Regions from separate parts of the Homo sapiens genome. Here region 2 is linked to region 1. A link is an interaction called in ENCODE POLR2A ChIA-PET data of the cell type or tissue named here. Cell type or tissue: GM12878. All regions are shown on one strand.

The links. Peaks named below come from ENCODE experiments on the same cell type or tissue, not always from the same donor. Only the 100,000 strongest peaks of a DNase experiment are listed, where the experiment ranks them.
Region 2: POLR2A ChIA-PET joins it to region 1 with 8 read pairs; 7 of 35 experiments call an interaction of 5 or more read pairs at or near these places.

What each region holds. Positions count from the first base shown.
Region 1 is chr7:105,297,576-105,300,075 of GRCh38, forward strand. All of the region lies in intron 2 of SRPK2 (SRSF protein kinase 2), which reads right to left. Among named protein-coding and RNA genes, the nearest start is that of SRPK2, 90 kb to the right of the region's middle. RefSeq lists an enhancer at 600-739. In GM12878, no CTCF peak of the experiment used is centred here; no DNase peak of the experiment used is centred here; H3K4me3 peaks cover 285 bases; H3K27ac peaks cover 1,492 bases.
Region 2 is chr7:105,383,795-105,386,294 of GRCh38, forward strand. All of the region lies in intron 2 of SRPK2 (SRSF protein kinase 2), which reads right to left. Among named protein-coding and RNA genes, the nearest start is that of SRPK2, 3.9 kb to the right of the region's middle. In GM12878, no CTCF peak of the experiment used is centred here; no DNase peak of the experiment used is centred here.

The DNA.
Region 1 (2,500 bases):
GAAGGTCCACGCTACAATTACCTAAAAGGTCTTCCGAGATTATCACAATCTGGCAAGTTCTCTTCCCCAAACCTACAAAGCTCTATAAAGCTTTAACAATTAACAAAATCTTTGTTACATTAATTACTTTTGTTTTATTTTCATCTTTAATTAAGCTGTAAATTTTTTTTTTTTTTTTTTTTTTGAGACGGAGTCTTACTCTGTCACCCAGGCTGGAGTGCAGTGGCACCATCTCAGCTCACTGCAACCTCCACCTCCTGGGTTCAAGCAATTCTCCTGCCTCAGCCTCCCAAGTAGCTGGAATTACAGGCATGCGCCACTATGCCCAGCTAATTTTTGTGTTTTTAGTAGAGACGGGTTTTCACCATGTTGGCCAAGCTGGTCTCGAACTCCTGACCTCGTGATCTGCCCACCTCAGCCTCCCAAAATGCTGGGATGACAGGCGTGAGCCACCACGCCTGGCCTGTAATTTTTATATACAGTAATATTCATCTTTTTCATGTTCAGCTGGGTAAGTTTTGACACAGTTGTGTAACCACTACCACAACCAAAATATAGAAGAGTTCCAACACTCAAAAAATTCCCCATTGCCACACTACAACCAACTCCTCTCCCACCTCTACCTCTTGGCAACTACTGATGTGTTTCCCAGAGTCTGTATGCTTTTGAGTCTAGCTTCTTTCACTTAACATAATGCCTTTAAAGATGCATCCACTTGCTGCATGTATTAGTAGTAGTATATTTTTTAACTGATGAGTAGTATTCCATTGTTATGGATGTATCAGAGTTTGTTTATCCATTCACCAATTAGGGAAATTTGAAAAGCCCACATTTTTCTTAACTGTTAAAAAAGAAATGCTGCTACAAGCAGTTACATATAGGTTTTTTTTCTGAACCTAAGTTTCTGTTTCACTTAGGTAAATACCCAGGAGTAGGTCATATAGTGTCTGACTCTAAGAAACTGCTAAATTGTGAGATGACTGCTTGAGACCAGGAGTCTGAGGCCAGCCTGGGCAACACAGCAAGATGGTATCTCTTACAAAAAGGAAAAGCAAACAAAAGTATCAAATAAAAAGGCCCCATAGGATAGCATGGCTCAGATTATACTGCAACCCCCTGCCTAAAATAGTTCATCCCCATCCCTCCTCAGCTGATGCCTCACGTTAGCAGTAGGAGACAGCAGAGGCACAGGGCCCACTCCAACAGAGCCCACCTCCCGCTGTAAGGAGGGCTTCACGCAGCCCTGCATCACAATGCCAGCAAGAGAACCTGTGACAGCAGTCTTTCCAGGGAGACAATGTAGGCCAACGCCTCATACTCTGTTCAGCTCAGTTAGCACACAGTGAACCCAGTTATCCATCATCACCCAAACCCTCTCCTACATCCCACTTTCACCACCATGAATGCCCTCTACGTTCCACCAGCCCCAGAACACCCTCCCCCATCCATATGCACTGAAACGTTAAGATCTGCCATGTCTCCAGAAGGGCTGCTCCTTGCCCTAACAGGACTGGCTGCCCAGTGGGCACTCTTCCTCCTGTTGGAACTGAGAATGAGCCTCTGTTTCTCTACAGTCCTGTGTTCTGCATGGCCTGCATGGAGGTGGGGCCACACAGTCTCACCATCCCAATCTGAAGACTGGGAAGTTATCTTCCTAAACCTGCAAAGCTCTATCAAGCTTTAAAAGTTAAAATCTTTGCTACGTCAACCACTTTTGTTTTCATTTTTTATTATGAGTGGAGTCAGGTGGAAGAGCCTGATACTTCCAAGTAAAGGATCTACCTTAAGGCTTCTTTCGGATATCCTTTATCTTCTCATTTTTTAAGGTCTACCAAAAATAATCTGAACCTAAAAAGACACTAAAGCTAACACATATATTGCTAGCTAAGGAAAATTAGCAAAAGAAACATTAAGAAATTAAATATATTCATCTTTTAGTCTGTTGTACCACAGACACTGGAGAGATATAACGGTCCCATCACCTCACAAGAAGCATAACTCATTTTGACACAATCTTTAGAATGTAATGGGATGAGGCCTGGTGCCGTGGCTCACACCTGTAATCCCAGCACTTTGGGAGGCTATGGCAGGCAGACCATCTGAGGTCAGGAGTTCTAGACCAGCCTGGTTAACATGGTGAAATCCCATCTCTACCAAAAAATACAAAAATTAGCCAGGTGTGGTGGAGGGTGCCTGTAATCTCAGCTACCTGGGAGGCTGAGGCAGGAGAATCGCTTGAACCCAGGCGGCGTAAGTTGCAGTGAGCCGAGATCGCGCCACTGCACTCCAGCCTGGGTGACAGAGAGAGACTCCATCTCAAAAAAGAATACAAAACAAACAATACATAGATCTAAAATATTTCCAAAATAAAAATCATTCCTTCCAGTCACAAGCATATGAAGTGCCCATCAAAAATTAAATATAATAAATATTTAACAGAGAAATTCTTTATGCTTCAACTTAATTCAAATGTACAAATTAATTTTTAAAACACAGTATT
Region 2 (2,500 bases), 86 kb after region 1:
AGGAATTAAGTACTAATACGTGCCATAACATGGATGAACCTTGAAAACATTGTTCTAAGGAAACCAGACAAAGCCACATACTGTATATTCCATTTACATGAAATGTTCAGAATAAGCAGATTCATAGAGACTTAGAATGTAAATTAGTTGTTGCCAACGCAGGGGGAAGGGGAATGGAGAATAACTGGGAAATAAATATGGAGTTTCTTTCTGGGGAAGTGAAAATGTTATAGAATTAGATAACGGCTGCACAATTTAATGAATAGACTAAAAATCTGTAAATGGCCTACTTTAAAAGGTAAATTTTATGGTATGTGAACTATATCCCAATAAAAGTTATGAAAAAAATAAATGAAAGAGATATTTTAAAAATTGTACCTCCATATAAACATACTATAAGGCAAAAATTTATCCCAAGCTATGTGATGTAGCTAATTCCTAAGATTTGTGACTAAACAGCACTACAGTCCTTCCGTTCTGCCTGTTACTCACAAAGCAGCACAATTAATAATAAGCAAACTAAACTCACAGGACAATCTAACAGGATTAAAATTTTGACCCACTAAATAATCTTAATCTTATTCCTGACAACTACAATTTCCAGTGTACCATAAAAGTAGCCTCTAGGAACTGGCTCAATTCATAAAAGCTCACAGATTTGAAATGAACTAAAATTAATTAAAAGCCTGCTTGTATATACAAAAGTAGATAATGACAAAAGTAAATCATATTATACCAAGCCAGACCCACAGTCACATAATTCAAGTTTGCCAGTCATCATATTAATAGTTTAAAATTATACCTATTACTCCTTTTCCTCCTCTGGAAAATTAATCAAAAAGCAAAAACCGTGCTTCAAGAGACCTGAATTCTGATCCAAACGAAGCTATTGTGGGCTTAACCTGTCAGAGCTGTCTGTAAAATTCGGGGTACCCTGAAAATACTAGTCTCCTGGAGATTCTTTTACCACTTCTCAGGTGCCACTCCTCACACACTCAACGTCACCCGGTTTCCCATGCACTACTGCAGGCCACTTCTGTTTCCACTACTACCCCCATCCCCACAATCTATTCTCCACATAGCAACCTTTTTTTTTTTTTGAGACGGAGTCTGGCTCTGTCGCCCAGGCTGGAGTGCAGTGGCGCAATCTCGGCTCACTGCAAGCTCCGCCTCCCGGGTTCACGCCATTCTCCTGCCTCAGCCTCCCGAGTAGCTGGGACTACAGGCGCCCACACGCCCAGCTAATTTTTTATATTTTTAGTAGGGACGGGGTTTCACCGTGTTAGCCAGGATGGTCTCGATCTCCTGACCTCGTGATCCGCCCGCCTCGGCCTCCCAAAGTGCTGGGATTACAGGCGTGAGCCACCGCGCCCGGCATTTTTTTTTTTTTTTTTTTTTTTTTTTGAGATGGAGTCTCGCTCTGTCGCCCAAGCTGGAGTGCAGTGGCACAATCCCGGCTCACTGCAAGCTCCGCCTTCCAGGTTCACGCCATTCTCTCGCCTCAGCCTCCCGAGTAGCTGAGACTACAGGCGCCCGCCACCATGCCGGGCTAATTTTGTTTTTGTATTTTTAGTAGAGACGGGGTGTTAGCCAGGATGGTCTTGATCTCCTGACCTCGTGATCCGCCCGCCTCGGCCTCCCAAAGTGCTGGGATTACAGGCGTGAGCCACCGCGCCCGGACAGCAGCCCTCTTTTTAAACAGGAATCAGAACCTGTCCCTTCCACATGTAAGCCTCCAATGGCCTACGAGGGTAGACACGCTCTGACTCCTGCCTCCCATCAACCTCTCTGGGCCACTCAGGCCACTCTTACTTTTGGGTTTCTCGAATACTTCCAGCCCATTCCTCCCCAGGGCCTCTGCCACACTGGATCTCCTCCTCATTCTCGATCCTGCCCAAATGCCATTTCTCAGAGAGTGGACTCTGGTCCCGGGCTGCCTTGATTCAACAGCTGGGCATGTTACTTACTTTTCCTGTGTCCCTGTTTCACCTGTAAAATGTCCGTAATAACGGTGCCTACCTCTTAGGGTTGTCACAAGGTATATGTAAAACAATCGACAGAGTGACTGGCACAGTGTTCAAATGTCATCTATTATTATTACTTAACATGTCCCATCTTCATTTTCTTCCTATCCCTTAGCCCTATCTGAAATTATCTTGTCACCCTCTTTGTGGTTTTCCCCAAACCTCCCAAGGTTAGCTTTGCAAGGAGCTTTGTCTTGTTCAAAACTCTATCACCGGCCGGGCTTGGTGGCTCACGCCTGTAATCCCAGCACTTTAGGAGGCCGAGGCGGGCGAATCACGAGGTCAGGAGATCGACACCATCCTGGCTAACACGGTGAAACCCCACCTCTACTAAAAATACAAAATATTAGCCGGGCGTGGTGGCGGGCGCCTGTAGTCCCAGCTACTCAGGAGGCTGAGGCAGGAGAATGGCGTGAATTCGGGAGGCGGAGCTTGCAGTGAGCCGAGATCGCGCCACTGCCCTCCAGCCTGGGCAA